Regions from separate parts of the Mus musculus genome. Here all the other regions are linked to region 2. The links are chromatin loops, found by intact Hi-C in ENCODE. Cell type or tissue: heart. All regions are shown on one strand. Links, peaks and the distances in the headings refer to the core of each region. The heading gives the core; the rest is flanking DNA.

Region 1 (10,577 bases), core at 1,564-9,563, 130 kb after region 2:
TGTTTGTGTTTTCTGGGGTTGTTGGGAGGGAGTTTCAAGCCACGGTTTCTCTGTGTGGCCCTGGCTGTCCTGGATCTCACTCTGTAGACCAGGCTGGCCTCAGACTCAGAGATCTGCCTACCTCTGCCTCCCAAGTGCTGGGATTAAAGGTATGCACCACCACCGCCCAGCTTCATTCATTGATTTTTTTTTTTTTAATGATAGAGTTTGTTCTATTTTTTTCTCTTCCCCCCATTTCCTTAAGAAAACGTACAGAGCCAGGTATGGTGGTACACAGCCTTTCGTTCAGCACTCGGGAGGCAGAGGAGAGCGTTGAACTTTTCCTATGCCCCATCTGTGAAATGGGCATGATAGGTTATCACCAAGAATACTGAAGCGCATAGCACACTGCCTAGCATGTCACACTTGCCCACTAGTTTGTGTGATTTTATTGTTCTACTTCATTTTTAATGGGCTAATTAAGCAAAAAATATGCTAGAGTTCTATCACAGTTTTGCAGAGAAACAAAATCACTGTAGTGATGAGGACATGCAGGCCTCTGTCCCCTTCTGCTTTCACGTGTGGGGTTTTTTCCTGCAACCATGGAATCCCTGATGCATCCTAGGAGGCTGAAGGATGAGTGGTCCAGAGGCTAGAATGTGGTGGTCCCTAGGTCACGGGGTCTGGGTCACAGGGTCACAGAGCCTGTTGGTTCACTTACATGCCGGTTATCTGTACATTGTGATGGGCTCCTGTCAAATGTACTCTGAGATGAAAGGCTCACTGGAGGTTGTTGGATGCTCAGGACTGGAGCCCCAAAGCCGGTGTCGAGCACCTATCAGGGTTTCCCGATCAGGGTACTTCCCTTGTGTCTGATGGCTGCTCTCAGTTGAGAGGGGTATCTAACGTGCAAGGTCTGGCTGGGAGGTCATCCCGGCTTCAAAGCTGCCCCTCTGCTGTAGTCATATTGTCAACGTCCTGAAAATTGAACATGAATTACTGAGAAATCTTTCCAGGATCTAGTGAGTAGTTTCCTGTTGGTTGATTGCACCAGTCTGAGTTAAGGAGGAAGAAGGAAGATGGTGATCTCTGAGTGTCCACTGCTTAAGTCAGTGTCTTGCCCTCCTGTCTTCTCTACAGCCAAGCAGGTCGAGTATTTGGTCAACGAGAAGCATATCTATCTCCTGCCGAGTGGTCGGATCAACATGTGCGGCTTGACCACCAAGAACCTAGATTACGTCGCTACCTCCATCCATGAAGCCGTCACCAAAATCCAGTGAAGAAACACCTCGTAGTTCACGCCACCAAAGCAGTTCTTGTCACACCTTTCCTGCCTGCGCAAACCTAGCTGTACCTAGCTGTACACGTCCTTTATTAGAGATGACCGAGGGGAAGCAGCTGCTGTTTAGCTGACCCCCCACATGAGAAGACGTTTCTTGAAATGAGCCCCGGGGGCTCTGGGGTTAGAGCCTGTTGGAAACCAGAGTAGATTAAAGTTATTTAAGAATAAAAAGAACTTTGGCTATGAGATGTAATCACCTTGCCTTCCTCTCTAGCATTCTGCAGGAGTGATGCCCACGGAGCCTTGGGCTTCTGCGTGTTGCCTGACTGTACAAAAGTCTAGTCTCAAAGATCAAGTTGGTCTGAGGAGCCGGATGTGACTGTGGGTGTTGGCTGGGGCATTAAAACTCATCATCGCCACCCATCTCTGTCTCTCGTCACCCTGATCTCCCCGCACGGTTGTGTCCCTGGTCTGGAACATTAGTTTTTTTAAGGCAACTGTGGCCAATATTTATATCATGACATACAAATGGATTTACGTATTTGACTGAAATGAAAGTTCCACTAAACGGTATTTGCTCTTGTGATATGTGGCACATTGTGATATTTTCTTAGTCTGTTCTGTTTTATTTAAAAAATAAAACTGCTGATCAAGACAAGTGAAATGGAGTTTGTGATCCATTCATGAGTTGCCACCCACAGTTTAGAATGAAGTCTTTAGAGGGGTTCACTGATGGCAAAGGTAAAGGAAAAAACAAAATGTGTTCATGAAACTGGAAGTTCAAGTAGGATCCAGGCTGTAAGTCCATGTTGCTTTTGTAGGTTTATCGTTCAGACACCAGCCATTTTCTTAAGAAACTAGGATGATATCATTTAGAGGGATTCTAGAATACCAGCTCTTTCCGTCACCGCTGGAGCTGCTATGTCCCTAGTGTATTGAAAACATTACAGCTGCTTAAACATCACAAGTTCCAGAGTCCCTGAACTCTGGGAAAAGGGTGGGTCTGGAAAAATTGGTAGGGCTATGCCTTACTTTAAGCAACAGAGTAACCACTTTTCAAAATATTTAAGAGTAGCTTTTCAGAATTTCCCAGGACTCCCTTGAGGTATAAAAATCCCACGATTTTTAAAGATGGTCGGCTCCAGAAGTCACCAGGTCTAGCCTGGCTACCGCAGTGAAACAGTCTGCTTGCTTCCTGTTGTCTCTGACTCACCCCCTTTCCTCTGGGTGTGGTACGGAATTCTTTCCAAGCTTACCAAGACACCCTGTTCTGTTAGTAGGGCCTTTTAGTTTAAAAAAAGACCTTTGACCTTGAGCCAGAATTTGGACTGTTGCTGTCATTCTGCCGTCATTCCTCATTCCTTTCTTTGAATCAGTCTGTTGGTACTGAAACAGTCTGGCTTCCTGCCTTCGGAGAGGAACGGTGGTTATCCCTGGTCTGGCTTTCCTTTGCAAAGCCCTCCGCCCTTGCAGATCCTACCATCTGGCTGGGCTGACTCTCTGTAGGTGCCCCAGGCTGCTGGGTGTGGACGAGGTAAAGGTTATTAGACGTTAGCTTGCAGCTTGTTTCCATTTGTATCCTTTATTGAGGTTTGTTCTTTCAGCTCTAGGATGCTGCCTTCCCTGGAAGAGTTTCTTGCATTCTCCCTAGGGGTGGCTTAAGCCATCAGACTCCAGTACCTCTGATGGGGACAGACTTGGTTGTTGTGAGCAAAAGAGCATTGCTTGTTGCTCTTGCAGAGGACTGGGGTTCTGTTTCTAGCACCCACATGAAACCACAACTGCCCGGAATTCCAGATCAAGGGGATCTGACGCCCTCTTCTGGCTTCCAGGGGTACCTACATATGCTAAGGCATACACATAAATAAATCTTAAAAAACAATTTTGATCAATGTGGCCCTCCAAAATGTCCTACCCAGTAACCACCCCCCACCTTTTTTTTTTTTTTTTTTTTTTTTGAGACAGGGTCTCTCTGTGTATCCCTGACTGTCCTGGAACTCACTCTGTAAACCAGGCTGGCCTTAAACTCAGAAATCTGCCTGCCTCTGCCTCCCGTGCTGGGATTAAAGGTGTGCGCCACCACTGACTGGCTCCCCAGTAAACTCTTACTAGGGCATACTTTTCTTGTTAGGGAAAGAGAATTTTTCTTCTAGTTTTTTATTTTTAAATTTATTTTATAAAAATTTATTTATTAGAAAAATTTCTAATTTTTCTTCTAGGGGGAGTGCCAAAACTATTTAAATTAAGGAAACAACTTTAAGTCTCAATGCCAGTACCAACATGCTAAAAAAGTTTTTAGTATTTTAAAGAAAAAAAAAAAAGATGAAGTGGGACAAATTGGTTAGCGTGTCCTGTACTGTGTCTGGGGTTCTGTGGATGTTTGGGGGACACTGCAAGAGCTCTCAGATGTGGGTGCATGGTAGACTTCAGAGGTGGGCAAACAGAAAACTCCAACTTGCCAAAACTTCAATCAAGTTGTCCAAAGGCATCAGCGCCTTTGAGAGGCAGTTTTGAGAAATGAGTTAAGCAGCCTTTATTACACCACCTGCTAAGTGTAGCCCAGAGAAAACAGCCTTTAGCGTATTAAGGAAAGAATAGCCCCGATTGGGTCTCCAGAGAAGAATCCTGTATTGTTCCAGCATAACCCTCTAATGGTCTTGTTACACTGCTTGCAAGCTGCCTGGCTGGTCCGCCTTCTGGAGCCAGCTAACTGCACACGGAACCTCTGGCCCACTGCTTTCTTGTTCCTGCCTCTAGCCTTTGCGTAGGAACCACTGGAATGGGGCCATCTTGATGTTCCAGAAGGTCCGAGAAAGCCAGCAGAGTCTCAGGGGTGTAGGGTCTGGCCTCCAACATCCTGGTCTTTTCTCATGGTCACATGGGTTCAGCAGCCACTGGCCCTTCTCAGTATCCTCTTAATACCCCCTTGTCTCCACTTACATCCAGTCTTAGGTTTACTTCCCTCTTCTGCCGTTCATTCCTATAAAAATCCGACTCACCTGACTTCCCAAAGCAAAGTCTACCTGAAGTACCCGAACTTTGCTGTAACCTTACCTCAGCCTCGCACCTGCCTCAAGGGTAGTTAGTGCCCTGCAGGCAGGTGGGCCACACAGGTGAGATGTTGACACCTGTGCATTGTCTGACACGCATCTCAAATGAAACCATTTTCAAACTCCAGAATCCCATGGGCAAGCAAAGCAGCTAGTCCAGGAAAACACATTTTTATTTTATTTAAAAATTATTTACAATTTATTGAGTTTTCATAAATACTTTATTTTAAAATCTTTTTTTAAAATGTATTTTAACCTGAAGAAAATCGGAGGGGGGGGGTGGGGCTTGGGAGCTAGGGAAAGGAATGGTGACAGGTCCCTTAGAGGGTCTGCAGAGGGTGGAGTTAATACAACAGTAGTGGCCTGAGCCTGGTGGCCAAAGGACTAATGAGAGGGAACTTTACCTAGCAGGGCTCCCTTGTGAGATCTTGTTCCAAACTCATCATCACTTACTGGCCTAGGTCTGCGACACCAGCACTAAGGGCTGGCACTGTATTCTGAGCAGGCAGGAGCAGGTTGGGAGAGGTGGCTGTGGACTTAGCTAGAACACATGCATGGCTGAGCCTCAGGGCAGCCAGGCTAAACAAGGGGCATGTGAAGTCCATGACATACACAGAAGAGGCATCTCTGGCTCCAAACTTCCCTCCCATGGGCTACGGCCCTCTTGGCAATACCTACTGTGGGTTTGGTAGACAGTGGGCAAAAGTTATATGGGATGTAGGTTGTGACCCTACTGCGTGGTGTGCCAGGGATTTCTAAGGACCCTGTCTTGGTGGGTCCCAACCTTCCCCCATTGACAAGAATGCTTCACCACTTTATAATCAAACACTCTTCTCAAGCATCCCAGAATTCACTCTGCATTGCAGAAACATCGGGCTGAAAGTTCCATTATTCAAAACAGTTAAAAAGCCTTCCTGGATCTGGGAACTTTGAGAATATTAAGAAAGCTTCAAGCTTCTGAAAAACACACAAAAACACTTCCGACAATTTTAAGGGCTCTTTAGCCCACTGGAGTCAAACTATGGACCCCCATGGGGTAATGGCCCCAGGTCAACAACCCCTGAGTTAAAAGTTCCTGTGGGCAAGTATTTCCCCGTGACTGAATGGGGGTGGGGTGGGAGTGGAGGTTGGGGGAGGCAGCTAGGGAATAGTTGGAGATTCAGCAGGCAGCACTGGATCTCTGGGCACTGACTGGAGGTGTGCAAGGATGGGGTGGGAAACGAATCAGAAACTCAAACTTGACTTTGAAATTTTCCCTTGGGCTGGTTGTGTTTCCCAACACCTACATGATTCGTAGGAGTAGATATGCATGGTCACTCTGCCATCTTGTGGTTATGATTAGAATTGCATCTGCCCCAACATCCAGGGCTAAAACCCCTGGATCTGGTAGGTTTTTGGAATACTTAGCTGACCAGCAAGGGATGTAGTAAAGAGGCCTGAGGAGGGGGTATGTGAAAAAGAAAAATGAGCGTTCAACATTCCTGTGTCAAGCACAGTGAAGTCCCGTGACAGCACGGCACATCCGTCCTGGCCGACCTGGGCACTCTTTGGTTTATCATGGCTACACAAATTTTAACAACTTACAATTTTTCATGTAAGTTGTTTTTTTTTTTTTTTCCTGCTTTTATTTTCACTTAAAACCTGAAGTTCTGTATCTGGCTCACAACTTGGTCTCTGTGTCCCCTGAACCTCCTCTTCTGAAGCAAGCTTATAGACTCGGGAAGCCCAAACTGACGTCTCTGGGAGATACAGGGACTCAGGGCTTCCTCTCTCTTTCTTCACTGCAGCCGAACTGCCCTTCCCCAGGCTGTGGGGAGAATCCACACACTAACAGGGAACAATCCTTGTCCATCTGTCCATCCCTGGAGCTGATTTTCACACCGGCTCCTCTAGACTCCAGTACACCTCTCTGCCCGCATCACTGTCTGAGCGAATGCTAAGCATGAACTATGGTAGAAAGCATTATTTTGTCCTGGAAGAAAGAATGGTGAATTCCAGGACATGGGTCTCCTGTGGCCCAGGGACACCAAAGAACAAAGATTATTATTGGGAGCCTCAGAATGGCATTCTCAGCTTTGCGTCGGCCCTGGCCAGTTCTTAGACTATGCTACAGACAAAACCATTTCTAGCGTCTTCCATTACAGGCGTCTCCTTCTGTGTCAGACTGGAGGCAACTGATAAAACGTGCCAGACTGACTGAGGGGTGAAGGGTGAAGGGCCGAATGTTCTGTCACTGATGGGAGGCCTTGGGGGTGGCGAGTGACGGGAGGGTGGGTCTTCCCCCAAAGCCTCAGAGTCTCACACTCAGCCAATGAGGGAAGACCTGGTCATGTGATCAGGGGCGTTAAATTGGAGTTTTCCTCGGAGGCTCGCTCCCCGTCTGCGGACTTCTTTCTTTTCCGGCCACCTGAAAAACAGGTTGTCAGCATCCATGGGGGGATGGGGGGGGGGGACGGGGGACGTTCACGCACTGTCAGCAGCCTGAGGACTCTTCTGTCCTCACAGACGCAGGAGGGGAGACATAGCCCTGCCTTGGAACTCATGCAATGGAACCATGGTGCGGATGTCTGCACCTTTACACCTTGAAGCACTTTCCCAAAAGAGGAGCATTTCTGAAAAGGCTCAGTCCCCCTGGCACTAGCGTATAGTAGAGGGTGCACAGAAGGGATTGAGGTAGTCCCCCAAAAGCCATCTCTCTTTTCCCTGGAAGGCCCCAGCTCAACTGACTGCCAGACACCACACAGTACTAGTCTCCCAGTCTTTCGTGTCCCATGGGCCACAGCTGGGTTCAGGACTTCCCCAGGGCCCTGGTTCAGGGCATCTCCCGCCTACCCTGGGCCAGGTGATGCTGATTGGATAATGCCCTCGAAGGCGGACTTTGGGGGTTTTCAGGAGCATTTTCATCCTGCTTTCTCAGCTGTTGACCTCTGTCTCAGGAGGAGGATGCTCTCCTTCCCCTCCTTAAAGAATATTTATTTCATGTGTGCGCATTTGCACATGTGTGTATGGATGTGTGTTGTCGTGTGGGTGCCACGGTGTCATTCTCTCCTCTCACCACGTGGGTCCTGGGCTCGAACTCAGGCCCTCAGGCCCGGCAGCAAGCACCCTCACCCACAGAGACATGGTCCAGCCCTTTGCTTTCCTTTCTTGGAGTCTCCTGGACACAGTTTTTTTCCCAAAGGACTATACAGTAAATATTATAGGTTTTACAGGCTCTAAGGTCTCTGTCACAATCGTTCAGTCTTACCACTGTGACTACATATGACAAACGGACCTATGGTCCAAAGGTCCCTACTATAAAAAAATCACATGACTAGTCAGAATTTGACTTTAAGACATGTCTGTAAGACTCCTGTCCTAGGAGATCACCAGTGCGATGGGACAGATTTGAGCAGTATCACAGGTGTGGCGCTGGCTCAGGCCCTGCTGTGGATTTCCAGAGCTGTGGTAAGAGTATGCAAGCCTCACCCCACCCCCTCCCCCCGGGAGGACAGGCCTCACTTGCTTTCCCAACTACTTGGTGAGGAGCTTTGGTCTGGGAGAGGGATACTCACTCAAGGTTCTCAGCAGCTTCTTGCCCATGTTTTCCTCAGAGTCGCTGCTGCAGGGGCTGGCCTCTGGATCCAGGTGGATATTACAGCATTCAGGATCCGAAGCTGAAGGGAGAGCAGACTCAGGTCTCCAACCTAAATGTCATCAGGGAGGTTCTGAGGGATGCCTTTCTGAGAGTGACAGACAGGGTCCAGGGGTGGGACCTCTCTGTGAGAGACAGGGTAAAAGGGTGGGACCTCTCTGTGAGTGACAGGGTAAAAGGGTGGGACCTCTCTGTGAGTGACAGGGTAAAAGGGTGGGACTCTCTGTGAGTGACAAGGTGAAAGGGTGGGGCCTCTCTGTGAGTGACAAGGTGAAAGGGTGGGGCCTCTCTGTGAGTGACAGGGTAAAAGGGTGGGACCTCTCTGTGAGTGACAGGGTAAAAGGGTGGGACCTCTCTGTGAGTGACAGTGTGAGAGAGAGAGAGAGACAGACAGACAGAGACAGAGACAGAGACAGGTAGACAGACTCCTGAAAGGTGTTGTTTATTAGTTGGCAAGTGACATTTTACTGCCACAAAGGGAACAGACAACAGGACCTGTAACCCAACAGTCTACTCAAAAGTCAGAATAATGACACCTCTGCAGATACCCTCTGGCAGGAGAGGGAGGAAGATCCTAAGTGTCCCTACTTAGTGTCTGTGCCAGACATTGAGCACTGTCATAACAGGGTGCACACCTGTGTCGTCTTAGAATCTTAGAGCCCAGAAAGGATTCAAGCCTCCCACCAACTGAGCTCTGACCCAGGGAGGCAGGGTGTGTGTTGGAAACTGACCTGCACCAGCAGCCCTGACGTGGAGGCCGCATCTACCATGGTCTTTGGGTGTGCGGGTGAGCCATTTCCCAAATCCTGGGAATTCTATGCCCCAGTCTTCCGGGTTCCACACGTTTCCTCTCTGATCTTACTACCTTAGGAGTCTTTCCACTTCTTTGCTTTGTATACTTGGTGTGGAAGAGGCCAGACCTGAAATACCGGGTTGAGGAACTTCTGGCCTGGTAGGTAGGTATATAGAGTGTCAAACACTTGGGAGTCTCACTGCTATTGGGACACAGGGAGTTTTGAGCAACTCTGCTGTCAAGACAGAAGTGCACTGTGTCTCATGTGAAGTGACCTGAGAATGCAGGGGTACTCCCTGACACCCCCCGAGACTGTGGCCTGCACTGTGGCCCAGAGGAAGGGGAAGGCCCTACCAGTGGGGTTAAGGGCTGATGTCAGTCTTCTTATTGTGGGGTAGTTCTAATATTTATGGAGCGGGATACTATACACTGATGTGCCCGATATAGACGCTATGCCACTTGAAACTGCCTTGTGAGATAACTACATCATCTATACTTATTCACTTACTCAAGGAAACTTACCTACTAAGGAAACTGAACCTTAGGCTGTGGTACTGTGGTGTACTGTGGTGGTACACTGTGGTGGTCCATGCCTGTAACCTGCCCAGGGAAGGCGGGCGCAGGAGGCTTGGAAGCTCAAGGTGGTTCTCTGTACAAAGTAAGCTTGTGGCCAGCCCAGATTACAAGATACCTTATCTTAAAAAAACAAAAACAAAACAAAAAAATCCTGAACTGGAGGGTTAGGGTCTGAATCCAGGCAGAAAATGCTCCTATCATTGCCCAAGTTTTCCTGGAAAGATGAATTGGATGGGCCCAATACATGATAGGTGCTTGGTAAATGCTGACCCTGCCCTCTTTTGTGTGTGTGTGTGTGTTTGTGTGTGTATGAGAGAGACAGAGAGAGAGAGACAGAGAGAGAGACAGACAGACAAAGATAGACAGACAGGAGCTGGAGACCCAGGGCTTCCCCAAGCCCTGTTTGCCAGAGTGATGATCTCCCTTTCTGCTCTGGACCCAGCCCTGACCTGCTGTTGTAGGAACTGCGACAGGGGACAGCGAGACTTGCTGTGACCTGTGCTCCTCAAAGTTGGGCATCTCTTCTTGGGGGAAGGCCATCTCCTCCATCCTCAGGTACACAACCTCGCCTGGGCTTCTCAGACCATCCGAGCGGCTGCCTATGGAGGACAGTGAGTAGGTTACCTCTGTGCCTGGGAGGAGACCTTGGGCTCTGTGAGGCACAAAATGCCTGCTAGGCAGAAGTGGAGGAGAAATGTAGAGCTGGTTTGGTTTTTTAAATCACAGAACAGCCCAACTCATCCACCAGACTGACTCACATGGCAAGCTGGTCCTGTTGCTCAGGAGGGTGAGGACCGGGTCGTCCTTTGGAGTCTGGGGTGTGCCCCGGGTGGTGGGGGCCTTGGTGGAGTCCCCATCAGTGAAGGCTTCCATATCCGGGGACTGGGGTGAGCTGTCCATGTGGCAGGCCGTGAGTGCGTTCTGGTACTGTTGTCGTGTGATCTGGAAGGAAGTGGACAGAGACTCAGGAGAGCTGCAGACACTCCACCCATGCAGCCAGCTTTCCTAGGCAGACAAGCTCTAAGGGATGCTCTGGGATGCCCACCCTGAGGCCTGAGGTCATGAAGTGGGAGTCCTACCCAATCTGTGTCAAGCCCAGCAGCAGGAAGACAATGAATAGACCATTTACTTGCTGACCACAGCGGTGGACAATCCCACAATTCACTTTGATTTGCTATAGACTTTGTAGTGTACTTGGAAGAACCTGAATGAACCTGTTCTGGGTTGCTGTAGCGAAACATCTGAGCCTTGGACTTTATATAG
Region 2 (10,577 bases), core at 977-8,976:
ATGGTTCTATCTGTAAACAAGTTAAAAATTTTTAAAGTTTTTTTTTTTATTCTAAGTGCATGTGTGTGTGTGTGCGTGTGTGTGTATAGGCCAGATCCCCTGCAGCTGGAGTTAAAGGTAGTTGTGAGCTGCCTGATGTGTCTGCTGAGAACCAAACTCAGGTCCAATTCTTCTGACAGAAAATGTAAGCCTTGTGGTTGAGAATCCTCCATATGTGCAAAGCCCCTGTTCTTGCTTTAATGTTGTGCTTTTACTATCTTGCTTTTGGATGTTGATGCTGAGGAAGGCCTCTGAGGCCTCTGCATGCTAGGCAAGTGCTCTACCACTGACCCAGCCCTTTGAAATTCACCTCCATCTGTAGTGACAATTTTAACATCTTGGTCTCTTAAAAAAAATACAGAAATATTATAAGGATGTTTTCATTATAATCTCAGCTATAAGCAGTACGGGGCTGCTTCAGATTGTCCACAGCAGTTGACTAGGATTTGCCTGGTGCTCTAGCAGGTGTTTTTCAGTGGCAGACAGTTCTGGGAACTTTCCAGAGGGTATATAAATGCCAGGGTCCCCGTGAGGTAGGGTTGGGGCTGATGGGTGGTTGGGTGATTGGTTGCTGTTGGTTTTTGTTGGTTGAGGTTTGTTAAGTAGTTGTGTGCAAAGAAAAAGCAAGAAGAAGGAGACTGAGGAAGAGAAGAGAAGAAAGAAGGGGGGAGGAAGGGTTGGGGGAGGGGGGAGGAGGAGGAAGAGGAGGAGGAGGAGGAGGAGGAGGAGGAGAAGAAGAAGAAGAAGAAGAAGAAGAAGAAGAAGAAGAAGAAGAAGAAGAAGAAGGAGAAGGAGAAGGAGAAGGAGAAGGAGAAGGAGAAGGAGAAGGAGAAGGAGAAGGAGAAGGAGAAGGAGAAGGAGAAGGAGAAGGAGAAGGAGGAGAAGGAGAAGAAGAAGAAGAAGAAGAAGAAGAAGAAGAAGAAGAAGAAGAAGAAGAAGAAGAAGAAGAAGAAGAAGAAATAAGATATGCTGATAGCAAAGATCAAACTGCCTCAAAAGAATAAGAAGAGCAGGGCTGGTGAGATGGCTCAGTGGGTAAGAGCACCCGACTGTTCTTACGAAGGTCCAGAGTTCAAATCCCAGCAACCACATGGTGGCTCACAACCATCTGTAATGAGACCTGAGACCCTCTTCTGGAGTGTCTGAAGACAGCTACAGTGTACTTACATATAATAAATAAATAAATCTTTAAAAAAAAAAAAAAAAGAATAAGAAGAGCAAAAGAAGACACACAACACACACAGAACAAAAAACAAAAAATTAAAACTGCCCACTTGACTGGGCAGTGGTGGCACATGCCTTTAATCCCAGCATTTGGGAGGCAGAAGCAGGCCGATTTCTGAGTTCAAGTGTTCTAGGACAGCCAGGGCTATACAGAGAAACCCTGCCTCGAAAAACAACAACAAAAACCATGAAAATACTACCCACTCGATATCCTTATATTATAATCTGAGTGATTAGAGCCAGCAATGTGGCTCAGTTGGTAGACTGCTTAAGTATCATACAGGAAGCCTTGGGTTCAATTCCCAGCCCTGGTTTAAAATCTGGGCATGATGGCTCACACCTACCTATAACCCTAGGAGGCAGAGGATAAAAGTCTCCATCCCCAGGGCTAGGGTTACAAGCATGCTTGGCCACGCCCAGTTTTCATGTGGGTGTGAGTTTCATGTTTGCATATCAAGCCAACACTCCAGCCCCTCTACCTTTTTGTTTTATTGCTGCTGCTGTTCTGAATGGGAAGGGACACCCGTATATTATGCCTGCCTCTCCCTCCCTCCCTCCCTCCCTCCCTCTCCCTCTCTCTCTCTCTCTCTCTCTCTCTCTCTCTCTCTCCCTCCTTCCCTTTCTTCACTTTGTATCCTGATGGAAGCTCTCCCTTCTCCTCCCAGTCCCACCCTCCCACTCCTTCCCCATTGTCCCCTCCCCTTCTACCCATGGGTACCAACCCGTCCTGGCCCATCATATAATTGTTCTTTATGACATACATGCAGGCAAGACACCCATACACATGAGATAAAATAAAAATAACAGGGCTAAAAATTGAGAATTCCTGTGCTTTCTCCTGAACCCGTGGAGCCAGTGTTGTAGGACCCAGGAGTACTCTGTTTCTCATTTTTGCAAAACATACGTAATATAAAGTGTTACCACGTAAATTATTTCCGAGTGCACAATTCAGTGGTTTTAGGCACATTGATGTTGTGTCACCAGCCATCACTGTCACGTTACTGAGACTGTGGCTTTGCAACAGTGCTTTCCCAGGGTCCTCTGTCTGCAGCCGTTGGCAATGACGATGTCCATTCCAGGTATCTCAGGAAAGTGGAACTGATTTGCCACTCCCAGCCTGCTTTATATCACTTAGCAAAGTGTTCTCGGTGCTCCTGTACATTGTAGTATGTGTTTTGGGTTTCTACTCCTTAGGGCTGGGTAATTTGCCACCGTGGGCACATAACTGCCCTTTGCTTGGCTTGTTAATGCTTTGATGGGCATCGGCCTGCTCCTGCTTGTTTTGAATGATGTTGTAATGACGTTATATGTGTACACATTTGCTTGAGTCTCCGCTTTCGACTCTTTTGGCAATATGGCACACCTACATTTTCAGGGCCACGTGGTATTTCTAAGTTCAGCTTTTTAAGGATCCGTCATACTGGTTAACTTAGTAGCTGTATCTTTTTACAGTCCCACCAACAATGTATTAAGCGTGAGCACCCCAGTCTCTGCATACCTTCCTTTTGAGACAGGACCTCATTATTTGTTTGTTTAACTTACTAAAGAGGTACGTTTGTTTTTAACCAATTAATTAATTAGTATGTGTGTGTGTGTGTGTGTGTATGTGGTGTCTGTAATGTGTATGTATGTGTGTATATGTATGTGGCGTGTGTATATGTGGTATGTATGTATATGTATGTCTGTGTATGTGTTTGTGGTGTGTATGTGTATGAATGTGTATGTATTCATGTGTATCAGTGTATGTATATGTGTATATCTATGTGTATATGTGTATGTATGTGTATATATATATATATGTGTGTATGTGTGTAGGTGTGTATAGTGTATATGTGCATGTCTGTGTGTAAGTGAATATGTGTGTATATGTATATATGTGTGTATATGTGTATGTGTGTATATGTGAATGTATGTATATATATGTGTGTGTGTATATGTGTGTATAGTGTATGTGTGTATGTATATGTGCATGTCTGTGTATAAGAAATATGTGTATATATGCGTGTATATGTGTGTATATGTATATATGTGTGTATATGTGTATATATATATGTATGTATGTTGTATGTGATCAGACTCTACTCATTTGTGGTCCTGGGGATTAGAACTCAGATGCTCCTGCTTGGTTAGCAGTGCTCTTAACTGCTATGTGATCTCTCCAGCCCCTGGTCTCACTTATTTAGACAAAACTGGCCTTGAACTTGCAGCAATCACTCTGCCTCAGCTTTCACCCTCCCTAATCTGCCACACACACCCCTTGACTGGTGTGAGATAGCCCCATCTTCAGCTTTAACAGGATCCTCACCATGATTGCTGCCCACACCAGGACTGTAGCCATGTCAGCAGCCGGAAGTGAAGAGCAGGGAGCCCTGGAAATCTGAAACGCCAGCCAGGGATTTGGCCAACATCATCAGTCAGTCAGAGGTTGAGAAGGTAAAACATGCATTAGTTCCTCACAGAAAGCAGCTTTAGTCTGTCTGTCTGTCTTTTTTTCTCTCGTTCTTTCTTCCTCTACATTTTAGGAGTATAGTCTGAAACCGTTGACTTAAATGGCCTTAGGCTTACCAAGTGAGAATCTGGGACACTGAGACAGGCAATCAGAGAATACAGCTTGGGATATGGGCAGCCACTCTGGGTTAGATCAAAGAAATGGGCAAATCCTGCTTCCCCACAGCAGCCTTCGTCAATATTTGAAACAACAATAACTTTTAGATGTAAAGCATACAAAGGAGAACCTTGTGTTTCTTTCTGAAGAGCCTGTGTTCCTCCCCAGCCAGCAGGAGGCTTCCATCTTGGCTTGTTTTCTGGACGGGAAACAGTGCCCAAGGCTTTCTAGTGGTGAATGTGTGCCCCCTGGTGGTCACTTTCTGTAACACTGACGCCACCCAAGGGCAGTGACTCAGCTTTAACTCATCTTGAGTGGGAATGGAGAGGACTTCGAAGTGCTCTCTCTCTCTCTCTCTCTCTCTCTCTCTCTCTCTCTCTCTCTCTCTCTCTCTCTCTCGATTTTCTGTGGAAATTTGCATGCTGGTGGTACTTCCTGGAACACAGGGGGAACATCAACTTTTTTTAGTGCTTCCATACCTCAGCATGTTCTGCCCAACACTGTCAGGTGGGGCAGGTATGGAACACTAAGCCACATGTAGTTAGTATTTGGCGTCTGCTGGAGCCTACATTAACCCCTCTCTTGATTGGTGTCTGGAGGCCGCACTGGAGATGCTCGGGTGTAGGCAGTGTCTGTCCTTTCTGTGTCTACACTGTTTCTCTCTGGGAGCCTTTGATCCTGCAGGGTGGTGAGGGTCTGTCTATCCACGCAGCCCTTCCTCCTTTGCCTTGTTAGAAAACGCTGCCTGCGCCTCAGAGAGTGCTGCTTAACTCAAGGTTGCCTCTTTCTCTGATCCCTGACTGCTCTGAAGGGAGAAGCGTTCCTTTGCCATAATATTGCCCTTGCTATAGGCTAAAGAGCAAGGGAAACAGCTAGTTACGGAGGGAGCGTTTGAGACTATGAATCAAAATACGTTTCTCCTTTCAAAATAAACAAATTAACAAACCTAAGATTATATATATTCCTCCAAGCCTAAAATGCAACATTTCCCACAATATATAAGCAATTTAATGTTACCTATAACAATTAAATATAAATAATTATATATAATTAAATATATTTAACCAGTTAAACGTTAAAATTAGAAACTACTTTGCCATCAATGTTAAAGAAACCTTGCTCCCTCCATTTCCTCAGCACGGTGGAACCTCTGAGTGGTGATCACCCTCTGAAAAGGTAAAAAGGGTAGGACCCAGGGGAGCCTTCTTTCCGACACACAAGACAGGGGCCTAAATGCAAACCACCATGGTCGGTGAACACACCACGGATTTTCATGAGAGGACCTGTTTCTCACTGACTTATAAGTGAGTCACATTTCCCCCCCAATGAAAAACAACCTAATACCTTACCATGCTTATTTCAATGCTAACGGAAGACATCATGGCCTGAAGCCTCCCAGTAGCAATGGCTATGTCACTGGATGTTAGCTGGTGGCCTCTGAGTTACCAACAGCCCTGCATTAAGGTTCTGACCTCGCCTGTGCACATACTCACTAGTCACAGTGTAAAAACCACAAACATCCGGTAGCTGACCGAATTTCTCCAGCACCTTGGACTTCTGAGGTAGGAATGTGCTTTTGGTAGGTGTGGAGCCCGTAGAGTCCACGGACATTACAGAAAGCCTCCTGGGAGCCAGTCATCCCGTCACCCCTTGGCTCACTGAAGGTCCTGCGAGGTAGGTACTAAGATCTCACTGTATTCACAAGGAGCGTGAGGTTCAGGTGGGTCCAATTTACTCACCCACAGCCAAGCTGGGGAACTTCTGCCCAAGACAATTTGCTATCTTGCTTCAGGTGAGGAACAGCAGGGAGACCACAGGGCCGCAAGGCCTGCCTCCCCTCCCCTGTGGAGAACCTTCCCTTAGTATCCAGACCCACTTATCCTCATGGCAGCTGTCCCAGCACATCTAATTTACCTCCACTTAGCCTTAATTTGATGCTTCCAACTGCCTGGGAGGAGATGATGGTCCTCCCACGTGGGCTGAGCACCTCCCTCCTCAGGCTGGCTGTTCACACTGCCCATCTATGCCCAGCCCCGGCTACCACCATCTAGAATTACTACTGGGTGAGGGCTAGGGTTACTGCACTTAGCACAGAAAGGCCCTCACCCCAGCCTTTTCCAGACAGGGGGCTAATCACTCATCGTATGCCAGTTGGTCATGTATTTGGGGCTTTGTTTCTGCCAGATCTGAAAGCAAGCAAAGGGTGAGGGGCCACGGGGACTGGGACAGATTGAGTGCGGCTGTAGGGTGTGAATGACGGGGGTTATTCAGAGAACCAACATTCCAAAGGTGTCCCAGGGTGTGGACACACGTGAGAGCCTCTGTAACTGACATGGTGGGCATCTGACGGCCCACATGCATGGTCCCCAGCTGGGATTCCTGAGAGCCTACTGGGCACAAAGCATCTCAGATGGGAACTTCAGTGTAGTTCCTGTCTTCCAAAGGAGTCTAATAGCAGAACAATAAGAAGGTGTCCCCTTAGCTTGCCCTCAATACAATCAATCCTGTCTTCCTCCCTCCTCCTCCACCTGTCTCCAATCTCCATGAAACACACACTCATTTGTTTTGTCTAAGAGCCTAGAGGTTGTCTCAGGGTTGGGTGGGTAAAAAGGTGAGCACACATCTGTAGTCTCAGCACTGGGGAGGCAGAGATAGATAGCAGATCTTTGGGGCTCCCTGGCCAGGATTGGCAAGCTCCAAGTTCAGGCCCTGTGGATAGAGATTGAAGGAGACATTTGATGCCAACCTCTGTCCACCACAAGTGTGTGCCCATGTGTTCACCAGGTACACACTACAAACAAGTTCACATATATACACTACAATACACACACACACACACACACACACACAAAGATAATCATTTTAAAGTGGCCACCGAGAAGTGGGTTTGGGAGGAGAGAGTACGTTGATGGATCCCAGAGTGCATACAAAGTGCAAGCCACAGAACTGAATGATAGCTCATAGAATTGAACTAGACACAGGGTAAGGGCGACCACAGGTGATTTCCAGACTTCTGATCCAGCCCCTAGGCCAGGCAGTGCCTCTACGACCTGGAGGAGGCTGAGGGGGACAGATGCGAGGAGAGGGTGGCCTTCCTGTCAGGCCTCCATTGATTTTTTCTGATTTTAGTGTTCACAGGATAACTTTGCTGCTCCTCCAATGAAAATTAATTAAAGGAAACAACCCAAATTAAGATTTACTTAAAAATCAAGAGATCTGCCTGTCCCTGCCTCCCATGTGCTAGGGTTAAAGGCGTGCACTGCCGCGGCTGGCTAAAGTTAACAGATTTTTAAGTTTTAAGCTGTTGAGATGGACAGGGATAAAAAGCAGATGCTGCGAAGAGGCCTGATGCTCTTGCTCATCTTCTGCAGCCCTTTCTCACTCCTACAAAGGTTATTTTTAAAATCGGGCTGACAACGTGGCTCAGCAGGTAAGGTCCTTGTCCCCAAACTCGATGACCTGTGTTTATTACCCAGGAATTACATGGTGGAAGGAGAAAAGTGACTCCCTCAAGATATTCTCTGACCTCTCCATGTGCATTGTGGGACATATATGCTAATGTGCGCGCTCGCACTCTCTCTTTGCTCCTCCTCTCCCCTCCCTCCTCTTAATAAATTTACTTTAACAATAAAAATTTATTTAAGTGTCTGGAGAGATGGCTTAGCAGTTGGGAGCATTGTCTGCCCTCTGAGAGAACCAGGGTTTGACTCCTGGAACCCACATGGCAGCTCACAACTGTAATCCCACTTACAGGGGACACAATGCCCCCTTCTGGCCTTGTTAGGCACTGCATGTATGCAGTATACATACATACATACATACATACATACATACATACATGTAGGCAAAACACCCATAAATGGAAAAAGAAAAGTTTATTTCAAATTGTTGCTCGAATTGACAAATAAATAAACCATATGTTTTTATGGCACACATGATTTGATCATATGTGTATATGTTTTGGAATGACTAATTCAAGATAATTAGTATGCTAGACCTAGAGAGATGGCTCCGCAAGTAAGAGCATTGGCTGCGTTTGATTCCCAGCACCTACATGGCCGCTCACAAACTGTCAGTAACTCTGGGCCCAGGTGTGCCAACAACTCTGCCAACCCCTTTCTGGCCTCCATGGTGCATCGACACACGTGCAGGCAAAAAATAGAAAGAATGCAATACTCGTTAGCAACTAACGTGCCTGCATTGCACAGATACCTCAAACTCAGTTCCCCTAACTGCAATGTTGAGTCCTTTGAGCAACATCACCTCAAACTCTGGCCCTGGACCCCCCTTCTTACTCTCTGATTCTAAAAGTTGAAATTTTTCTAGATTTTGCATATGAGTGAGATCTTGCATGTGAATCTTCCTAACATTAGTTTAAAGGCAAAGAAAATTGTTCTCACAGTCAAAACAAGACCTAATCACCCCCACTTCTTTCCCTCCCCACCTTTCTTTTTACAGACCTAGTATAGCTTTCTTACCTCTGGCATACACCTCCCTAGCTCCTCCTTAGACACCAGGCTCAAGTATCATCTTTTCCTACGAGTCTATCCTGACCACTCCCATCAGACTGGCAGCATCCTGTGAAAAATCACGAGTCACCCACCCCTTCCCATCACAGAAGGAGGGAGATGTTCTCTGTGAAGATGTCCTGTCCTCCCCGAATGCTCAGTGACACTTTTACCCACCGAAAGGAGGAGATCCGAGCTTACTGAAACTGTGTTGCTTGGGTACAGTGGAACACATAAAGACTAGGTGCTGTTAAAATCATTACCACCAACAACAGCAAAAACTAAAGTGCTCTGGGGAGTTCACTGTTTAATAAATTCAAAGCCAGTCAGCAGGGGGAAAAAAAAAGGCCTGCTAATTGCAAATCAGTGCATACCCTGGAAAAGAAGTCACGTGACTTATTGCAGCAGAAGAGAATGCTGGAGGGCTGTGGGAAGGGGAGCAGCTGTTTGTGGCTGTCCAGTGTCAATGAGTAAGGCCCTGCACGCACACAAGTGCTGAAAGGAAAGCCTGTGTGGATATCCCATCCCTGCCCCTCCATTAGAGTGACCTATGGCATGGGGATGTGGATCTGACATGTAATCTATAGACTTTGGGGCTGGATCTGATTTTGACCACCTGGCAAATGAGTGGTGGCTAAACGTCCTAGCATCTCCCGGAGGTCATAAATTGCACTTAGGTATCGAGTAGGTCTTACTAAGCTGTTTAAGTTCTCGTAGCTACTACAGGAAGACATACATCTTGTGCTATACATTAACTGCATTTAACAATTAGGTTGAATGAACTGCCTGTATGTCTTGAGAAATGAGGTACCTCCTCTGGACCTCCAATTTTGTTTAGGGAGTGGATAGAGGGAAGTCTGAAAAGAAGGCAGAGGATAAGAGAAGTCACCTTCACGGTCTATCACTTGACCTTTCCTGGCAGCTGACACCCCGAGACGCCCCTTCAGGACAATTGGAAGAGAATCTCCCTTTGTTTCTTTTGCACTTTGCAATCCATACAGCTTTTTGACAATGATCTTTGACAAGATGGTTGGTATAGAAAAGGATCTTTGGCTTCTATTCAAAGATAAATGTGATTCTTATGATCTTGTGTGTGTGTGTGTGTGTGTGTGTGTGTGTGTGTGTGTGTGTGTGTGCATGTTTACGTGTGAGCATGATCACATGCCATGGGGCACACAGGACATCAGAGGACAACCTCAGATATTGGGTCTCACTTCCCAGTTTGTTTGAGTCAACATCTCTTGCTCATTGTTGCATATGTGAGGCCCGAGGCTTCCGGGATTTTCCTGTCTCAGCCTCCCATCCTGCTGTGGGGAAGCTAGCACCATAGATGCTTCTTATTTATTTATTATGTATATGAGTACACCGTCACTGTCTTCAGACACAGCAGAAGAGGACATCAGATCCCATTACAGATGGTTGTGAGCCACCATGTGGTTGCTGGGGATTGAACTCAGGACCTCTGGAAAAGCAGTCAGTGCTCTTAACCGCTGAGCCATCTCTCCAGCCCAAAGGAGGAATTCTTTAGACTGTCAGGCCAGCTACGAGAAAATATCTGCTCTACAAAGAAATTGAGCAAACTTGGTTAGAGGGCTGGACTCCTTCTCTTTACAAAAAGAAGCTAAGGCACCTATCTGTTTATTGCTCATTTTTTTTTCTAAAACTGGTTGTTTGATGTCCTGTAAATGACCCTAGAATGTCAAATTAGTGCCATTTTTTTCGGGGGATAAACACATCAGTTATGATACGCAGGACCCAAAACTCCACATTTTGTTGGGTATTTGTTCACTGAACTAAAGTGACCACCTGCCCCTGCCCCTCCCCAGCCAAACACACATCTATGTGCCGATCCAACCCCTTGGCAAAAGCTGCATCTACTGTGAGTAAATGAAACTCTTTTCTAACGTGTCCAGAGATGCTGATGCTGCAATATGAGCCCAGATCCAACTAGAGCAGTTTGCTTATTCATCAGAAGGGACTCTGAGACACTGACCTGATGGTCTGCCTGCCCTGTTAGAGAGATGAAACCGCCAGCCTTCCAGCCATGCTACCTATGCAGAGGCTTGCTGTCCATTTGTCTGAGGGCACTGCTGCTTAGAGAGACTGAAATCTCTCTCTCTTTCTCTCTGTGTTTCTATCTCTCGTTTATTTTTATCTTTACTTTATACGCATTGGTGCTTTGTCTGCATAGATGTCTTTGT
Region 3 (10,577 bases), core at 1,518-9,517, 130 kb before region 2:
TGGCTGCTGGTGGTGCTATAGCCATATTGCCAAGCCCTTAAGAAGTGGAAAGAGCATAGCAGCGGGTGTCTCTAATCTCGGCACCTGAGGCTGGAGCGGAATGATCTCAAGTTTGGCCAGCCTGGACTACATAACAAGACCCTGTCTAAAATAAAATAATAATAAAATAATACAACATAACAAAAGAGCACAGGCCGACAAGTCAGTCTTAGGTTAGAATCCTGGGCTTTCCTACACTAACTTTAAAATGCTCTGTGCTATTATGGAAACTATTTAAATCTACTGAGTCTGAACTGTTTTAGTGGAAATTCTTTGAGCATTTTTAAACGCAGGTTTGTCATAGATAGCCTTTTAATGTTGAGATATGTTCCTTCTAGCCCTACTTTCTTTTGAACTTATCATGAAGTTGTCTTTTGATCTGTGATTTATAACCTAGCATGTTGATACAAGTGTATGACTGACTGACAGACAGCTCATTTATTCAGGCATGTTGTCTGTACTTGGCTCTGTCAAGGGACAGCAGCACTGAGCGTGCTTTGCTTCACTGAGACAAACATCCAAAGTCATATGCTACCCAGTGAGAAGGCAAACGTGGAGAAATTCCTTATTTGTCCCCATTTGCGCCGACATCTGTTAGAACAGTCTTCTTTTAAATCCTGGCAAACACCTCAGCGTCAAACACATTAATCAGCCTATATATGTTTATCTCCAAGTGCCACGTTCTAACATTTTCTCCTTTGGTTTCTTGACTCATTTACTTTTCCAAAACTTTATTTCAGGGTTATACGAAAAAACAGAGATATAAATACCTGGCATTACCACAATCCTGCCTTTTGCCTGAAAAGGAGGGGGAAAAGTAAATTTTAGTATCTTTTACTGAACAGAGATTAATAAATATATTGAAAAATTTAAGTTACTGCTGTTTAACTTTTTAATAGCTCTTTTCTCTCTCTGTCTCTCTCAAGAAAGGGTATTGAGCAAAAAAGATGTTCAGCATGATAATTTTTTTCCAGAAAGATTTTTATCGTATTTCTTTTAAACTGTATAATGTTAGCCAGGTAGTGTTGGCTCACACCTTTAATCCCAACACTTGGGCGGCAAAGGTAGGCAGATCTCTGAGTTCAAGACCAGCCTGGTCAACAGAGTGAGTTCTATCTAGGACAGCTAGGGCTACATAGAGAAACCCTGTCTTAAAAAACTAAACCAAGCCAAAAAAGTATAGTGTTATAAAAACAAAGAATAAGTGGGAAAATACATTTTATTTAAGGTGGTGACCTTAAGAAAAATCTTATTAAAAATTTCACAGAAATTTTGAGTTTGTGGTATCTAGTAGAGTGAAAATAGTTGCATCTAAGAAAGATTTTAGCAGAAAAGACAATATAATATAATTGTATATTTACAATTAATGGGGGAAGTGGGATGGTGGGAAATCACTAAGTCTTGCCTCACTAAATACCAACAAAACAAAGCCGTAAGTTCATTAACTGAGACTATAAGAATTAATCTAATTTCTGATAATTTTGGAAGATAGGGACAAATCATAAAATTATTATATTGCCTATCCACTCAATCAATAGTCCATTTATCATTCCAGAACATCATTATTCCCACAGTTGCCCTTCTCAAGCGTCCTCCTCACCTAAAAATCACACGTAAGCCCCGAATTCTAAGCATCTCCTATAAAAATCACATGTAAGCCCCGAATTCTAAGCATCTCCTATAAAAATCACATGTCAGCCCCGAATTCTAAGCATCTCCTTGAGTTACATTTCTTTGCTAACACACAGACACAGGAATATACAGAGTCATACATGCATTCTTCTGTTGCTTTTTATATGCCTCAGGAACTAAACAAGAGACAAAAATCCATCTCTTTGCCATGGTGAACAAGAGTGAGTTCCTACTTGAGTGGAACTTACGTATTAAAGGAAGATAGATGACATACAAACATATAAATATGTATTTGCTGCTAAATCGGACAGTCTGAGTTTAATTCCTAAACCTACATGGTGAACAGAGAAACAATTCTGCAAACTGTCCTCTGACCTCCACACACATGCTATGTCAAGCACATGTGCATGCTTTCTCTCTCTCTCTCTCTCTCTCTCTCTCTCTCTCTCTCTCTCTCTCTCTCACATACACACACACACAGAAACACACACAAACAAATGTAAAAGGATTGTTTTTAAAAGGCAATCTCTGACCACTTTACAAATCTAGTTCACTCAGAGAATTAGGAGACAACATTGCCTTCTATAGTGATAGGTGAGAAACATGTGAAAGAACCTAAGTTTTAGGATATATGTTCAGATGACAACTATAAATTTTACAGGGGTTTCCCTGCATATGCTTGGGTTGACAATAAACAGATGTGCTGTAAAACTAGACAATACTAATGACAGAGAAAAGGTAAGATTTGCTGTCTATAACTTGATCTGAAGTGCCTTGGTTATTTAAAACACTCATGCAATAAATCAATAAATAAAAATTATATAAGTGTATCATTGGCTCTGCTTTTCTTCCACAATCATAGTTAGTAATACTAATTTTTATAAGCTAGTTGGATAACAGATAGTCTAGTATAACCACAACCATCTTTTTTTTTTTTTTCCAAGACAGGGTTTCTCTGTATAGCTCTGGCTATCCTGGAACTCACTTTGTAGACCAGGCTGGCCTCGAACTCAGAAATCCGCCTGCCTCTGCCTCCCGAGTGCTGGGATTAAAGGCGTGCGCCACCACACCCGGCTACAACCACAACCATCTTAAGAAGTAAAGAAAAAGGGGCTGTACCTGGTCTATGAGTTGCTTTATTAGAGGCAGTCCTTCCAGTGCTGAGCTGTCGCATCCACTGGTCAGGACGCGTTCAAATCCTAAGGTTAGGAGGGTCTCCAGAGCTGCCATTGGATCATGAACCATATCAAAGGCTAAAATAAGTAAAACTGATTTGAATTTGAACAGAAACATCATCTAATTCAATAGTTTCCAAAATGTAGAATATGTATGTTTATATAAAACACACTTTTATAAAATATATTACAATAATAATATGCTAGATTTATATTGGCTAACAATAGACAATTATGAGATATTCATAATTTTTTAGGTCAGGCTGGCATGTGAAATTAGTCAAGGAAAAGCACTTAAACCACAGAAAGCAGAAAATGCTACAAATCAGAGTTTCTCCTTTCTTTTCTTTTTGAGTCAGGGTGTCACATGTAGCTATAATTAGCCTGGAGCTCACTATGTAGACCAGCCTGGCCTCAAACTCAGAGATCCATCTGCCTCTACCTAATTTAGGGCTCCAGGATTAAGGACGTGTGTCACCATGCCTGCTTTAAGAGCTTTTTGGTTTATTTGTTCGTTTATTTATTTATTTATTTATTTATTCTTAAGGGTTCTCTTTATTTTCTAAGAGTCAGAGTTGGCCATTATAGAAGTCTACACGCCAGTGGTAATTATACATGGTTGTTTTATCAGCACATATTTCAATAGGTGTATTTACTTAGATGCAGATAAGAAGTGACAGGTTTTAAACTGTCAGTAATCATAAACATTTCTCTTTGAAATAAACTTACTTAAAAATGTATTGTAAAGAAGTATTAATGTATACAGGTAGCATTTAGACAAGCTGTTTATGTGGCAGGCTAATGGTGACATCTGGAAAAGACTCCAGACACACTGCACTGTATAAGATGAGTCATTATGCTCACCTGTCTTGGGAGAAACCCAGCCTCACAACCACATTTACTGAGTAATAGTTTGTACTTAATCATTTACCTGATATATGCAAGACCACAGTGTAAGGCTGGCTGTTTCCAACAGACTACATGAGGTTTCAATTACATTACTATGATATGTCCCCTCTCAAATCAGGCATGGGGGCACAAGCTTGTAACTGCAATACTCAGGAGGATGGGGCAAGAGGTTTTCAAGGACTCCTCTCTTCAGCACACTAGGAAAGTGGCCCAGGAAGCTTAAACAAGAAAATGTGCTGGCTCAGCAGTTAAGAGCACTAGCTGCTGTTCTAGAGGTCCTGAGTTCAATTCCCAGCCAACTACATGGTGGCTCATCACCATCTATGATGGAATCTGATGCCCTCTTCTGGTATACAGATGTAAATGCAGACAGAGCACTCATACACATAAATGTATAAATCTTAAAAAACTAAGCATAACAAAATTTAAACTATTTTGTTCAGATAATGTTCTTTAATTTAAAAATGTTTTTCATTTTTGAAAATTTTTTGGTGTGCCTGGCCTCAAGATGCTGACATCTTTTAGTTATTGCCATTTTATAAGAAGCATTGATAATAACAAATCAAGACAATAGTTTCTGGTAGTGTCATACATTTCAAAAGGTAACAAATATTTTATCTTAATTTCAATAAATGGAGACATATGTTGGCAATTCACTCTAAGTCTATTTAAAAGAATAAAAACATTGAACACTTTCTCGAGTATATCAATGTTTTGACTAAAGATTTCTTTCTTCTCATGAGCAATGGTAGAGCCTTCTAAACACAAGTGTCACTCGTCCCTCCACTTTGCCAAGGCTTAGTAAGATTTAGCCAAAGCACATCAGAACTACCACTGTTAGCATCGATCTCTTCATAAAAACGTCGGGTCTTTTCTCATATCTGCTTCTTCTCCCACAAAGAGTCTATTTGATAAAGATGACCTCCCTGCTAGATCTCCGAGTGGTTTTGTCCGGCATAAGCCAGGCAGTACATTTCATTTCAGTGGCCATGGAGGTTTATTCCATCGAGGGCTGTGTAGGATCTAAGACAATCACTAAGAAATGAACCTCAGGACTGTTGGACACACGCCCTTCCGGCGATGCTTACTTTCTTCTTGGGTGCATGCTCCCACTGCCTCCTTAACAAGACTTCACGATGGGGCTTTTATGTTTCCTAGACACTGCACACCATCTCTACGTCTATCATTTTTCTTCCCAAGAACTAAGATACTAACTAGTATCACTGAAACATCATAGAACAGTGTTCATTAGAAAGGTTGTGCCATCTGGTAAAATTTGACACCATTTAACAAATCTACAGACTAGAAGTAACTCACCTCTGTGGAAAGTGACCGGCAGAGGGCGGCAAAGAGCTGAAAGAGAAGAAAGTCATCCAACAACACGAAGAGGCTGATTACTAAATGCAGAATTCTCCTTTCGGGCTAAAACTTCTATACTATCTTCTGCTAAGACAGTGAACTAAAATAACAACAAAATGGCAGCGGTGGCAGCTTTATAAACTCTTAAGCCCTATCTTTCCACTCAGCTCTGACTTTATATAAAATATAGCTATCTACACCTTAGGGCCACCAGACAAAACTTACACAAACCATAAAGGCAACATTACATCTATTACCGCTCTGAGCATCTTCAAGAAGAACTTTGGCCTCGTAATGTAGGTAGTTTGCATCTGTCCTATCCCCTCATCACTACAATAACTTCTTAAGCTTTGGTGCAGTGGTTAATATAATCAATATAAGTTTCTCTTAAACTCTGTACGAGTAGTATTTCATCTACGGCACAAAGGAGTGTTGAGATGGCTTTGCCACATGTACACTTTACCAGAAAACCACCTAAACAACTTCTTTTCAAGAAGGTTAGGTTAAATATGACTGAAGGTATGACTGAAAAAATCAATTTTGAGATTTTTTTTCTGTATCAGGAACGTGTGTGCATGTGTTTGTGTGTGTATGTGTTTTACACCTCAGATATAAAGTCTTACCTACAAGAGACAAGCATAGCTCTTTGTCAATGTGTCCATCTTCAGTCAATGCCCCAAACACCAAACCATCGGCACCATAAAGCTTGGCAAGGCGAATGTCAGCCTTCATCACCTCAACTTCACGGTCGGAGTATAAGAAGTCGCCTCCGCGTGGGCGGATCATCACAAACACTGGGATCTGAACACTCTGTTTTACTACTTGAAGAACACCTTTAAGAACAGAAGCAGACTAAAGTTCAACTCTGAGATAAAATGTCTGGGGAAGTTATTAAGATATTATTGGTCATATATGGTTATTCTTATGTATAATTTCCAAGGGAAAAAGAGTTGAGAGAAGAAACTGGAGAATGATGATCTAAAGGGAAGGCGGCCTGTGGAGAATGGAGGAAAGCCTGAGTGAATGCGTAAAGAATGGATGAGGCCCTGAGTGAACTGTATCAGACCCACGGCAACCGTGAAAAACTCCCTCTGCCTGGGGCATGGCAAACCATGCCTCTGATCTAGCCAGTGTGTGCCAACACTAGCGACTGCAGCCAAGGACTAAGACCTCACTCTGGGACTAGATAACTCCTCCACCGGTGCTGAGGCTCCAGGTTGCTGCACAGGTGGTACCACTCCATCACAGTGAGTGGAATCCAGCCCAGCCCAGCCCAGCCCAGCCCAGCCCAGCCCAGCCCAGCCTCTCTGTATGTCTGAGTATGTGTATCTGTCTTTGCTTCATTTTCTTCTTGCGTGACGGAAGTCTCTGGGACCAAGCAATGTCAGATGCAGTGCAGGCCAACGAGAAAAAGAAGTGTTTATGGTAGAAGGTGAAGGAAAGTCAATGGCAGACAAAGAGCAAGGAAGAAAGGCTGAAGACAATGAACTTGAACACACTTGTCAGTTGATACAACAAAAACTAACTTTCAATTTTTTTTTTTGATGTTTGAGGACAAAAATATGTTTGATTAAAACTTTTGATGGGCAATGGTGGTGTACGCCTTTAATCACAGCACTTGAGAGGCAGAGGTAGGCGGATTTCTGAGTTCGAGGCCGGCCTGGTCTGCAGAGTGAGTTCCAGGACAGCCAGGGCTACACAGAGAAACCCTGTCTTGAAAACCGAAATAAATAAATAAATAAATAAATAAATAAATCTTTTGATGATGTTATTTACAACCATAAGCATTTCTAATCCGTATCATACTCATCATATACTTAACATAACATATAAATTATCAGTTGTCCCAAGCTGTGTATGAGAAACTTGGTGGTGGTGGTGGGGGAGATACTTACCCATACTGGGTGTGGTTCCTCCCTCCAGTAGACCAGAGCACAGTTCAATCCGACCAGCACCTGTGAGAAACACACTTTTTTTAAAACAAATGGTTTATTTAAATATGAGAAGAATGTGAGAACTTAAACCTCGACTGTATGCTACAACAGTCATTGTGTTACTGATGGCCAAATTAAGAGTTAATTCAAGTTAAGCCAGTTCTCGGCTGGTGAGGTGGCTCAGCAGGTAAGAGCACCCAACTGCTCTTCCAAAGGTCCTGAGTTCAGATCCCAGCAACCACATGGTGGCTCACAACCATCTGTAACAAGATCTGACTCCCTCTTCTGGAGTGTCTGAAGACAGCTACAGTGTACTTACATATAATAAATAAAATAATCTAAAAAAAAAAGTTAAGCCAGTTCTCTTAAAATTTGCATCTCTCCATTGCTAGTGGGACTGCACACTGGTACAACCACTCTGGAAATCAATCTGGAGGTTCCTCAGAAAATTGGAAATAGATCTACCTGATGATTCAGCTATACCACTCTTGGGCATACACCCAAAAGATGCCCCACCATGCCACAGGGGCACATGTTATGTTTACAGGGGCCTTATTTGAGATAGCCAGAAGCTGGAAACAACCCAGATGTCCCACAATGGAAGAATGGATACAGAAAATATGGTTCATTTACACAATGAAATACTACTCAGCTATTAAGAATGAGGACATCATGAGTTTTTCTGGGAAAGGGATGGAACTAGAAAATATCCTGAGTGAGGTAACTCAGACCCAAAAGGACATGCATGCTATGTACTCACTAATAAATGGATATTAGCAAAAAAAGTACAGAACACCCAGCACACATCCCACAGGACTCAAAAAGGTTAAGCTGAAGGACCCAAGTGAGGATGCCTCAATCCCAGTTGGCAAGGAGAAGAAAGCAGTTGCGGGGGGTGGGGGGGTGGGGGTGGGGCAGAAAAAGAGAGAGACCTGGGTGGGAAAGGGGAAAGGGACAGGAAGAGGGGAACATGATCAGGTATGGGTGGGGGAGGTCAGGGGAAGACAGGACTGAAGCCCTGAGGGCCAGCACAAAGAATGGAAACAGGTAACTTTGGGAGCTAGGACCCTCTAGAAAGTACTGGAGACCTGGGAGGTGAAAGACTCTCAGGACTCAAAGGGAGGGACCTTGGATGAAGTGCTCTACAGTGGGGAGGGGGAACTTAGAGTACTAGAGGTGGACTCTACAAATTCCTCCAGCGTTAAGATAGGGCATTAAGTGGAGGGATGGGGTTGCCACCACAGTCAAAAGCTCTGACACAGAATTGTTCCTGTCTGAAGGAACTGCAGGGACAAAAATGGAGAAGAGCATGAGAGAAAGAAGGTCCAGCGACAGGGCCAAATTGGGATCCATCTCAAGGGAAGGATCCAAGGCCTGACACTATTACTGATGCTATGGTGTGTTTATAGGCAGGAGCCTAGCATGGTATCCCTTTGAGAGACCCAACAAGCAGCTGAAAGAGTCAGATGCATATACTAGCATCCAACAAATGGACAGAAGCTGGGGACCCCTGTGGTTGAATTGGAGAAAAGCTGGAAGAAGCTGAGGAGGAGGTGGCTCCAGGGGAAGACCAGCAGTCTCAACTGACCTGGACCTCAGAGATCTCTCAGACACTGAGCCACCAACCAGGCAGCATACAACAGTTGATATGAGGCCCCCAACACATATACAGAAGAGGACTTCCTGGTCTAGCCTCAGTGAAAGAAGATGTACCTAACCCTCAAGAGATTTGAGGCCCCAGGGAGCGGGGAGGTCTAGTGGGGTAGGGGTGGGGACATACTCTTGGAGACAGGAGAGGGGGAGGGGAGGAGGGATGGGATGGGGGGGAGACTGGGAGGGGGATGAAGTCTAGACTGTAGAAAGGGATTAAAGAATAAAAAGTAAGCCGGGCAGTTATGGTACACGCCTTTAATCCTAGCACTTGGGAGGCAGAGGCAGGCAGATTTCTGAGTTCAAGGCCAGCCTGGTCTACAGAGTGAGTTCCAGGACAGCCAGGGCTATAGAGAGAAACCCTGTCTTGAAAAACCAAAATAATAATAATAATAATAATAAATTAATTTTAAAAATATTAAAGAGTTGCTGTGGACAGGGAATAAAGGCAGTATTAGGAGAAAAGAGTAGAAAGTAACATCAAGGTTTCAAAACATTCCTCATTCCTCAGAGCTTTAAAAAGCAAACCAGTTACTTTGGAGTATCTATCAAGGTAATTTTGAGATGAAGGGAATGGTGATAGGGAAGGAACTTTCAGACTACTGGGATTGTATTAAAAGGTCTCAGCAACAAGGCTCTCACAAGCCAAAGATAGGACATTATAAGCACCAATAAATAAAATAACTATGATAGATTAAAACACATATTTGACTAGACTAGGATTCCCCTAGTAGACACATCTCTTGAGTGCATCTTTGAGGGAGTTTCCAGAGAAGTTTCACTGAGAAGTAAAGATTCACATTGTATGTGGGTAGCACTATTTCATAGGCTGGAGTTCCAAACCAAAAACAGAGAGGAAGCCAACTGAGCACCAGCATCCATTTCTGTTTCCTGACTACAGACACAATGTAAGACACAGACACAGCTGTCTCACCACGCTCTGCTGCCATGCCTTCAGTGCTTCAAACTGGGAGCCAAACTAAACTCTTATGCTCAGACCCCTAAGAGATCTTTAAACTCTTTCAAACTTTTAAATTTGTGTCAAGTGCAATAAAATAATCATGTTAATGAGTTAGCAGGATTATAGACACTTGACTTGAAATGTGGCCTGCTTGGGGAATGGGGAGATTAGACAGATTAGACCATGCTGGGACTGTAAGCACGCACCACCACACCAAGCTCTTCAGTAGGTTTTCTAGTTAGTTGTTTCTGAAAGGACTGTTGCTATTGGAGAGATGACAAGGCTTTTTAAATTTTTTTAATGGAGTCTCAATAACTCACATGGAACTCATAGTGGCACTTCTGCTGTAGCCTCCCACGTGCAAAGCTTTTGAGGTCAGTTCATAGGATTCATTTTCAGACTCTCAAAAGGTTGCCAGCCATCATGTATCATCTAGTTTTCCTTACCTCCTCTTTCTGCATTCACAGCGGACTCCACCGAATCTACACACACTTCCATAAGAAATCCATTTCCTGCTCCTAAAATATATGAACAGACATTCTTGAAGGAACTAGCAATTAATACAAATCTCCCATAAATACTTCATAATTTTGCTGCCTGAATTCACATGTGCAATAGAATAATAAATTGATGCACTAAGGCCCATCTATGTGGTAAAATGTCATTCATTAAAATTGACATCTCTAGACCATGAAATAGATATACAGACACACACATAAGAAACCAAACTGAAACCATCTTTACTACACAGTAAATGGGACACTAATCTCCCTAACACAGAGACCTCATCCCCGTGTATCCCAGCTCAGACTCTCAGAGTGTTTCTCAATGCCAGGCGTTATAAAAAACGAGAATTGGATTTCAAACCCTGGTCCCACTACTTTATTCCCTGTGTGATCCCAGACAAGTTACTTACAT

What was found. A loop is a pair of places that touch in the nucleus more often than their neighbours do. Peaks named below come from ENCODE experiments on the same cell type or tissue, not always from the same donor. Only the 100,000 strongest peaks of a DNase experiment are listed, where the experiment ranks them.
Region 1: a loop joins it to region 2, with 5 times the contacts of the local background. A loop is called at or near these places in 16 of 42 quality-filtered maps.
Region 3: a loop joins it to region 2, with 5 times the contacts of the local background. A loop is called at or near these places in 12 of 42 quality-filtered maps.

What each region holds. Positions count from the first base shown.
Region 1 is chr19:43,491,100-43,501,676 of GRCm38, reverse strand. Cnnm1 (cyclin M1) reads right to left here. Exons shown (of 12, transcript NM_001373992.1): 9 at 10,073-10,256; 10 at 9,764-9,913; 11 at 7,866-7,967; 12 at 4,467-6,718. The coding sequence ends at 6,639. It overlaps Got1 (glutamic-oxaloacetic transaminase 1, soluble), which reads left to right. Exons shown (of 9, transcript NM_010324.2): 9 at 1,120-1,925. The coding sequence ends at 1,259. Among named protein-coding and RNA genes, the nearest start is that of Got1, 28 kb to the left of the region's middle. In heart, for the core only: CTCF peaks have their summits at 3,102 (motif pointing left) and 5,662 (motif pointing left); DNase peaks (open chromatin) are centred at 2,646, 4,046 and 5,596; H3K4me3 peaks cover 1,143 bases; H3K27me3 peaks cover 1,033 bases.
Region 2 is chr19:43,624,601-43,635,177 of GRCm38, reverse strand. The region is part of intron 1 of Gm34922 (a long non-coding RNA gene); the gene reads right to left. Among named protein-coding and RNA genes, the nearest start is that of Gm4311, 12 kb to the left of the region's middle. In heart, for the core only: CTCF peaks have their summits at 4,092 (motif pointing left) and 7,636 (motif pointing left); a DNase peak (open chromatin) is centred at 4,107; H3K27ac peaks cover 215 bases; H3K27me3 peaks cover 4,511 bases.
Region 3 is chr19:43,755,220-43,765,796 of GRCm38, reverse strand. It overlaps Cutc (cutC copper transporter), which reads right to left. Exons shown (of 9, transcript NM_001113562.1): 2 at 10,106-10,177; 3 at 7,010-7,069; 4 at 5,738-5,947; 5 at 5,073-5,108; 6 at 2,791-2,924; 7 at 810-837. Among named protein-coding and RNA genes, the nearest start is that of Cutc, 7.5 kb to the right of the region's middle. In heart, for the core only: CTCF peaks have their summits at 4,137 (motif pointing left) and 5,087 (motif pointing right); no DNase peak of the experiment used is centred there.